Linked DNA regions of Homo sapiens: regions 1 and 3 are each linked to region 2. Evidence: chromatin contacts called from ENCODE Hi-C data. All regions are on one chromosome and are shown on one strand. Each heading gives the region's core, a stretch centred on a gene start or an enhancer-like site at or near the end of the contact. The rest is flanking DNA. Distances are from core to core; before and after follow the strand shown.

Region 1 (3,001 bases), core at 368-2,867, 2.8 Mb after region 2:
ATTTGTAGAGTCCTTTCTCAATTTCTTCCCAATTATTGTTCTATTCAAATTTCTCACCTCTAAAAGAATCAACTTTAAAGATAGCTATAATTGATCACATCCATATCAAATACTAATAATTACTTTGGTCCATGTCCCCTCACTCCCAGATTTTAACCTATATACCAGGTGCACCTATGTGTCTCCTCATTTTGAGTTCAGGCTCATTGAATTTTAAAGACCACTTCAGACCTCAGATAGGCAGTAAGTTTATAAAAGCCACCCTTGTCTGCCTCAATATATAGAAATTTTTCTTTACTGTTGGTGACCTGTTACTCAGACTCATTGCCAAGAAATACAGCATAGTGTTTGGGAGTGTGAAGTTTTAAGTCCAACTGATTTAGGTTTCTAGCCCTGCTCTGCTCTTTTTCTTAGCTGTGTAAACTTGGCCTGTTTGCTTTTCCTCCTTTATTTAGTTCGTTCTTTCCTCTGTAAAATGTAGACACCAGGGAAACAAGAACCTGAAATTTCGCCATTATTTTGAGAATTCTCTTTTTAAGAGTAATCTTAAAATGTTTTAGGGTCTTCAAAAAATTGTTTTGCCTGTCATCTCTATCTTCATCCTATTATAGGTCCACGAAGTAAGTACGAAGAGAAACCAGTATAGGCCAATTGGACCGAGTACTAGCATACAGGTTCTGGTCCCAGCTCTATCATTACAGCTTTGTATCCTTGGGCAAACTAATTTTCTGTTAAAGTATCAATAAAATATAGAGTCTTTAATACATTAACGGTTTTCAAAGCCTAATCATATAGAAATACCTGTTATACCACCAATAAAACTGAATAATGACCCTTTCCATCAATATCAGTAAGTTTTGGACAGGGTATTTTCAACTTAAGTTTTTTTCTCCTGTACATTCTTCAAATATCCAGACTGCTGATGTTTTAAAAACCCAAAACATGGCACTATTCTGCCTGGTTTATCAAATTATTTTTTTAATACAACACACTCATTTTTCGCTAGCAAAACTGCTTATAATGGCACTAAATACACTAACATACTGTGTTTTAGTACAAAGCAATAATACTCAGAGTACTCTCAGGAAATCCGCAAGCTGAGTAAATTTGAAAAGAAGATCTTGTAACCACCCTTCCAATCGACTTATGTAGGGTTCTATGGCCCTAATTAAAAAACAAGAAAACTTTAGCACTCAAGTCCAAAGGGGACTGCCCAACTCAGTCTCAGGCTTCAATTTCGCATCTGGGGAAAAAAGAAACACAAAAGGGAGATGCTGCCTCCTTGGCTCTGGGGGTGGTGACGGGAGCGGGGCCCACTGGGGAGCGATTTCACTTAAACGGTCGGACATAGCCGTCTCGGGCCCCTAGCAGTCTCCGCACTCACTGCCTCCTTCTCGAACATGCTAGGCCTCCTTTCTTTCCTAGGCGTCACCGGAGCCTGCTGAGGGGTCTGGTTCGGGGTCTGGATGGGGCTCGACTTCACGCCTCGGCCTCGCTTCTCCATCTCGCTCTGTTCTCCAAGACGCCCACCGCCTCCCCTTCACCGCCGGCGGTCAAACGCCCTAGCCAGTCCCGCGAGGGCGGAAGTCTCCCACCTGCGCCTCGTACGGTAGGAAGTGCCCGCCAGGGCTCCAAAGCGCCTGGAGGAGGGGCGCGCAGGCGCCTGCGTCATTCACGCGCGCCGCAGCGGGGCACCGGAAGTTATGGAGGTAGGGCGGGTGTAGGGCCCGGTTCGATCCCGAGCTAGGCAGGGAGTCGGCGCCAGGCTGGGTGGTGCTCGGCTACGCGGAGTGGGCGAGCGAGCACGCGCCTGCGGTGGCCGGCGGTCCCGCGCTGGAGGGCGCTGGCGACGTCGCGGCCCTGGCCTCTGTGGCGGTATCGGACGCTCGGCCCTGCAAGACGCCTGGCGGGCCCTGCCGGCCTCCCTGGGCCAGGCTCGGTTTCTCCGTCGCCTCCTGGCCCTGAGCTGGAACGCGGCGGACGGTCAGGGAGGGCTGTGCGCGGTGGCGCGGGGGCGGAAAGCCGCAGGTCGGGCTCTCACCTGACCGTGGCTCGTTCCTAGAAGCGCAGTTTCCTAGTCGCTGCCTGTAGGGTCCACACTCGGACAGTAAATTTGTGTTCATCGCCGGGCGTGGTGGGGCCTGTGGTCCCATCTACTCCGTAGGCTGAGGTGGAAGGATCGCTTTAGCCCAGGAGGTGGAGGCTGCAGTGAGCCGAGATCGCGCCACTGCACCCCTGTCTGGGCGACGGCGAGACCCCGTCTCCAAAATGATGATAACGATAACTACCATTTTTGAGTACTATGTGCTAGATGCTTTTCATGTGTTATCTGATTACTGTAGCCCTACCAGGTGCAGCCTGGCACCGTTTTATTTCACTTAGAACTGAGATTCCGATAAAGTAACTTTTCCAAGGCAAGAGGTAGTCAGAGGCTGAGGAATGATTCAAATTTAAGTCCAGCTCCAAAGCACCGGCCCAGTGTAGTCTGCAGAGTTCCAGCCCCATAGAGCCACATGGAGGATGCGAGTGACAATCGCCAATCAACAAATAGTTGATGTAGATTTCTTTAGTGATGACTTAATTGTTAGGGCCTGCTGGGATTGTTCGAAAACCAGGGCTGAGAGTGGAAAGTGCAACTTCTGGGTGCAGGAGGAGCAAACAGGGCAACTGATAGCAGTTTCCACATTAGGAAGCTGCCCAGAGCTAATTATGACTGTCACAACACAGCCCCCCCTTAACTCAACACACCAAAATAAAGAGCTTCGGTTCCGCTTTAGATCCTGAATTTGACTTCTTTGCAGGTTTATACGATGGTCTTAGTGTCATGTGGGGTAATTGTGAGGATTTCGATTGTATTTAATTCTCCATGGAAAACCAGTACGGTTTGCTACTTTTTACATGGCAGGGAAGGCTAAACTTTACCTCTGCCCATCTTAGTTCGGAGTGACCCCTTTAACAAATGAAAGGATAACAAGAAAAAAGTTTATTCTTGGACAGAGTA
Region 2 (2,815 bases), core at 258-2,757:
AATCCTATTAACCCGATCATTACCCAAATAGAAAGAAATAATATGGTATTCAAATATTGGTATCTTCCACAGAATTAAAGTTGGAGTTCTTTGCAGCACCGCCTGTTTACCCCTAATTAATTTGGGCGGCTGCCACACACACACACGCACACACGCACGCACACACGCACGCACACACGCGCACACACGCACGCACGCACACACACGCACACACGCACACACACACACGCGCACACACGACACACACGCACAGACGCGCACACACGACACACACGCACACACACGCACGCACGCACACGCACACGCACGCACACACACACGCACACACAAACGCACACGCACACACACACACGCGCACACACACACGCGCACACACACACACACGCGGAGGGCGAGCCAAGGGAAGGGATTCAGAACAGGATACTCAAAAAGAGGAAGAACCGTCGTTTCACCACCCGCCGCAGTGAAAGCTGAAATTAAGTGTCCCCTCCACGACTTCTTCGACCTCTGAGAGAACTTCGAGTGCAGGAACAGTGCTCCACCAAGCCTGCCACCTGCTTTGTCGCGTCCTAGGCTGGGAGCAGTCTGTGGGATGAGTTTCCAGTCCAGCTCCAGGCTGGAGTGTACCCAGGACCTCACCCTACCCCCTACTCCTTCCCAGGGGTCACCCCGGGGAGTGTTCAGGGCTCCCCAACCCACTTCTTCCCAGGAGTCACCCCAGAGCGTGCCCAGGGCTCCCCCCAACCCACTCCTTCCCAGAGGTCACCCCGGGGCGTGCTCAGGACTCCCCTCATCGCACTCCTTCCCAGAGGTCACTTCTGAGTGTGCTAAGGGCTCCCCCCAACCCACTCCCTCCAGGGGTCACCCCGAGGCGTGCTCAACTTCCCAACTTCTTCCCAGGGGTCACCCCGGAGCGTGCTCGGCTCCCCCCGCCCTCCCCAGTCGCTGCCCGGGGCTCAGCGACCGCCGACCCCGAGAGCTGCAGCCTTCACCCAGTGGAAAGCTCTAGGGCCCGGCTCCCACGCTCCCCACTTTACCTCGCAAGGTAACTCACCGCAGGCGCTTGTCCGCACCGCCCAGGCAAAGCAACGCCAGGCAGAGGCAGCCCAGCAGGGCCCCGCGCAGGGCTGCAGGGCGCATGGTGCCGACCTGCGGAGAGAACGCTGCCAGCTGCCGCTCCGGCTCCCACTTCCCACCTGCTGCCCGAGGAAGACTTCCGGGAGAAACGCTGTCTCCGAGCCCCCGCGCCGCCGCGCTCCCTCCGCTGCAGCAGCGGCCACCGGGTGCGCCCGGAGCCCTGGGACGGCCTAAACCAGTATCTCGCGGGCCCCGCGCCGGGCTCCGGGAATGGCCGCAGCAGCCCTGGCGACCCGGGCCCCTCGGAGCTCCCCTTCAGGATCGTGCACCAAGCGCGCACGTCCCGGGCTCTGCTTCGCGACCCACAGCGACCCCAGCTCCTCCACGCTGCAGCCGCCGTCCGCCCACGACCACGGTCAGTCGCGTTGCTCCCAGCCCAGGGCGCCCTGCGGGCCTGCACCGGAGCAGAGAGCCACGCCCCCAGGACGGCACGCCCCCGCCGGTGGACACGCCCCCCAGAACGGCACGTCCCCGCCCGGCGTTCACGCCCCGCCCCGTGGTTGGCTCAGAGAGGCCGAGGCAGGAGCAGCTCCGCGGGCCTTGAGGGCGTGTCAGGCGGCTGTGTTCCTTCGCCACGCAGGCGCCCCGCGCCTTTTCCCGCAGCTCTGCGCCACTCCCACACTCCCGGGTCCGAGCTAACCTAGACCACCCGTGAGGACCGCCCTCGGGGGGACCGCCCGTGTCTGCGCCATCCCCCGCCAGCAAGTGGGCGTGCGGGCCCCAGGGCCACTCTACTCTCCAGGGACAGCCCCCAGCCCGACCCGCGCACCCTGCAGGCCCGCGGTCCGCACGCAGCACCCGCTTTCAAAAACTGCGCCCTGCAAGCTGCCCGGGAGCTCCTGACTGCAGATGGTGCTTGGCCGCCCAGGCTCCCCGCAGCCTCCCGCCACCTCGGCGCTCCACTGCGCAGCCCGAGGGACGGCTCCAGAATTAGGAGGGGACCTACTCGGGTCACTCTCCTGGAAACCTCTCCAGTCTCCCGGTGCTAGGTGCTGGGAGCACCAACATTCCTAGAAGGGCCTGGCCCTCACCCAGCCCTGGGCCTCACCTGCCCCTCCCCGCGGGCCCCAGGAGCCCGGAAGTCATCTCTGTGGGGGCAGCAAAGAGCCGCCTCGGGGCGCGACCTGGGAAGTCATCTTGTGAGGGATCCCCTCCCAGAGGGACGGGCCACCCCCCACGGATGAAGGGGACTTCATGTCAGCCCCACCTTGGCGTAGCCAGGGCCAGTCCCATAGGCCCGGTCTCCTCCCCCAACACCCTGGCCTTCCCAGCCCTTCAGAGGCACGGGTTCCCCTGCACCCGCGGCCCCGCCCACGGGCTGTGCACCCGGCATTGTCTCTGCAGATGTTTCTCCTCTTTCCCTTCCCTGTCCGCACACCCACAGCTAGTTAAGGCTATTCCTATTTACACGTCGAGTAAACTGCGCCTTCCTCGGGGTCCTCTGCCACTGGTAACTGTCTAAATAGCAGGTGGGCCTGTAGCCTGCTCTCCCACAGGCCTGGACCTTGCCTGCATGCATTACCATTCTTTGAAACAAAATATTTAAATGATTAATCTGTTTTTCCCACTAGACTGCAAGGCAAGGCCCATGTCTATTTTGCCCACCTTGAGTCCCTGCCACTGAGCACAGTGGATGGGGGACAGTCGGTGCTCAATAAAATGCCACCTGTGGAACAGA
Region 3 (3,174 bases), core at 271-2,770, 2.8 Mb after region 2:
CTTCAAAATGAGTCTCACAGCACGGTGGACGTGCGCAACGGGAAAAGCTCCCAAGCAGGCGCAGCCCGGCTAGGCTGCTACAGGACGGCTTCCCCTGCCAACGCGCACACGGCACACCGCGCACCGCACGAAGGCTGGCTGGCTCTGCAGCATTCCAGTTCCCACCGCCTTCTAATTTCAATCCAATTTCAAGCTTCCAGGCTTTTAAAACATCATTCCTCCCTTCCAACTTTCTGTCACAAACTGCTAGCCTAACTTTAGAACCAAAACGTTTTGATGCGTGACACTACTGCTCATCTCCATTTTCTCCACAAGCACCAATTTCTTTTCACCTCCTCAAGCAGTAAAAAGTTTTAACAGACTTCCGCTGAAAACATCCGGACGCTTGCGTATTAACTTAGTTATTACAGTAAGTTCACTGAGTGTGTTGATTTTCCATATCGTTCGCCACTCGGTTTTTGCAGTAAGCGTTCAAACACTTCGGCAAACTATGCGCGGAATGAACGCTGAGCGAACGCGCGCTTCTGCAGGCCCCTCCGAGGCCAACTCTCTCGGCCCCGGGCGCGTTCCGTCCCACGGCTGGCCTAGGAGGAGGCGTTTTGGGGACAAGCTTGTCAAGCAGGGCCGGCTGCCAACTTCGGGGAAGCCGCGCCGCGTCCCCCGCCCGCCCGCACTTGTTGCTCGCTAGAGGCCGCGGGCTCACCTCGGGGCCCCGCCTCGCCGACCACCCCCGGTCTCAGGCGCGGCGCCCGGCCTGGGCCCACGCCCCCGAGACGCTGGGCGGCCGCCGGTGGGACTGGGCCCACGCCCCGGCACCCAGGCCCGGGACGGGGTCAGGGTCGGGTCGCACCGGCCGCTTCCTCACCTTCGGGGACTGCGCTCCGGGGGTGGCTGGGTCGCTGTCGCACGGCCGCGGGGACAGCGCAGCCCCGGGCCCGGCCGCCGCCGCCATCAGCCCGAGCGCCCCGCGCCGCCGCCGCCGCCGTCGCCTCCGCCTTGTCCCGGCCGCCGCCGCCGCTGCCGCCGCCGCCGCCGCCGCCGCCGCGCGGGCCCCCCGCCGCCCCGGCCCCGCCCCCTCCGCCCGCCCGCCCGGGGGCCGGCCCCTGCCGCCGCGCGCCCCGCGGCCCGCCAGCGCCGCCGCCACCGCCATGGCCGTCGCCAGCGCGCCGCCCGCGCGGGAGGGCGCCAAAGGCTGGGAGGGCGCGGGGCTGCGGGCCGGAATGGAGGAGGCCCAGCGGCGGCGGCGCTTCTCACGTCAGCCCAACCCGCCCGGCCGCGGCCACCGCCTCAGCACCGTTGCCCCCCACAGCTCCGCCGCTGGCCTCAGCGCCGCCGCGACTCCCTTCAGCCCCGCCACTCGCTCGCCTCAGCCCCGCCGCTCGCTCGCCTCAGCCCCGCGGCCGCCTCAGCCCCGCCGCTCGCCTCAGCCCCGCCGCTCGCCTCAGCCCCGCCGCTCCCCTCAGCCCCGCGGCCGCCTCAGCCCCGCCGCCGCCTGGCTCCCCACGGCCCGGCGTTGTACTCGGCCGCGGCTCCCCCCAGCCCCCGGCGCGCCCCACCTCCCGCCCGCCCTCCGGCCCGCCCCGGCCCGGCACGTCGCCACTTGGCGCGCTCGCAGCCGCCCCCTCCCCGCGGCCCCCGGCCCGGCCCCTCCGCGCGTCACCCTCGTTCCCTCCCTCTCTCCGCGCCCCCGCCGCGCCCCTCCCCGCCCCTCCCGGGGGTCCCCGCCCCGCCCCCTCTCTGCCGGGGGTCGCCCTGCCCGGAGCAGTCGCGCGGAGACTGCGCGGCCTCCGCCTCTACGCGCTCGCGGTCGCCGCTCCTCTCCCGCCTTTGTTCTCGGGTCGCCCCTCTCGCTGGTGGCGCTCCGAGAGAGCAGCGGAGCCACCTGCCCAGGCCACGCTTCCCCGAGCATCCGCAGCTGCACCCGGGGGCTGTCGGCGCCCGCCCCGGAGCGTGCGGGAGGCACAGCGGGAAGAAGTCGCTGAGATTCGGCCCTCGTGGCTTTGCGTGCCCGCGTGGTTGATGCCTCCGCCGAGAACGCGGTCGGCCGGGAGCCGGGGAGGAGCGTGGACGCCGGCCTGGCAGGTACCCCCGCGAGAACGTGGGAGCCGGTGTATTTCAGCTGCATTTATTACTGATCTCGGGCTGCACCAGGGCACTTGTAGGACCGCACTAAAAACAGCGGAAAGTGAGGAGCCAAGCCTGGGTCCGGGGCGGCCCGCCGTACAGCTGGCCTCACGGATTCCACTGCCTGCGCCTGCAGATGACTTGTTCTGGAGAGTAGAGAATGTTCTCGGATTTAAAGTACAATCCGGTTTCCTTTCCATTCATTATAGTTGCCTACACTCAACAAACAAAAGTTGGGAAAGATAAAGGGATTATTCTAGCGCGTCACATTGACAAACACCGACGTTAACACGCTCAGTCCAGCCTGACTCACTTGCCTCAGGTCAGAGAGGTCACCACTGACGACGCCGGGCCCTCAAGCCGATCCTAATCCAGCTTGGTTCTCTCAGCCTCAGCCAGACCATCCGTTCTTGCCTCTGTCCCACCACGTGCAGGTGTAAGCTTCCGCCGCACTTCTTGTCTGAATCTGCCAAGAAGAAACTGCATCTTTCAGCTAAATTCTTTTCACTGATCAGGGTAGAGTTTAGCGGTTTTTTTTTTAAGAAAAAAAACAAAAACAAAAAAAAACTCTTAAGCTATTTGGTACTCCTCTCCCTCCGGGATTCTGTCTCTAGATTGTGAAAGCTGTCAGAGAATGGAGTCAGGGAAAGCCGTGATGGGAAAGTTCTCACTAATAATTGCCTGATATAAAGAATTAGCACAAAAGACTGCCAAAACCACAACCTTGCACAAAGGCCACAAAACTACACAAAAAAATGCTTCAAGGACATTTGCGCAGCAACTGCCTGTCCAACCTTGGACTGGCCATCCCCTTTGTTACTGATCTTTGTAGCCAAGGATAATTGTTTCAAAACAACTTACGTAATCCTCCTCGTTTTTCCTTTTAAACCCCTTATCTTCCTTTACCTCCCTGAATACACCTATAGTTTACTATGACACCATATTCTACATTGCAATGCCCACTTTCAAATAAATTTGTCATGTTTGGCAAACCTGTCTGTTATTTAGGTTGACAAGATCAAATGCAAATTTATTCTGGAGTCAACAAAT

Evidence for each region. Hi-C counts contacts between places; a loop is a spot of excess contacts on that map. Pooled maps may share reads with other maps.
Region 1: a loop to region 2 is called in a map with no recorded cell type, with 6 times the contacts of the local background. The contact joins the promoter of DYNLT2 here to the promoter of RNASET2 in region 2. A Hi-C loop is called at or near these places in 2 of 37 single-sample maps with no recorded cell type and 7 of 50 pooled maps.
Region 3: a map of CD4-positive, alpha-beta memory T cell shows a loop between it and region 2 (6-fold over the local background). The contact joins the promoter of PHF10 here to the promoter of RNASET2 in region 2. A Hi-C loop is called at or near these places in 2 of 168 maps with a recorded cell type or tissue (CD4-positive, alpha-beta memory T cell and naive thymus-derived CD4-positive, alpha-beta T cell) and 8 of 50 pooled maps.

Annotation. Positions count from the first base shown.
Region 1 is chr6:169,749,955-169,752,955 of GRCh38, forward strand. It overlaps DYNLT2 (dynein light chain Tctex-type 2), which reads right to left and starts at 1,618. Exons shown (of 4, transcript NM_174910.3): 1 at 1,385-1,618. The coding sequence starts at 1,504. ERMARD (ER membrane associated RNA degradation) reads left to right here and starts at 1,668. Exons shown (of 18, transcript NM_018341.3): 1 at 1,668-1,709. The coding sequence starts at 1,704.
Region 2 is chr6:166,955,043-166,957,857 of GRCh38, forward strand. It overlaps RNASET2 (ribonuclease T2), which reads right to left and starts at 1,508. Exons shown (of 9, transcript NM_003730.6): 1 at 1,055-1,508. The coding sequence starts at 1,140. RefSeq lists silencers at 1,274-2,033, 2,074-2,173, 2,444-2,493.
Region 3 is chr6:169,722,980-169,726,153 of GRCh38, forward strand. It overlaps PHF10 (PHD finger protein 10), which reads right to left and starts at 1,521. Exons shown (of 12, transcript NM_018288.4): 1 at 866-1,521. The coding sequence starts at 952. It also overlaps a transcript of DYNLT2 not described here. RefSeq lists silencers at 623-1,002, 1,103-1,342, 1,413-1,712 and an enhancer at 1,644-2,186.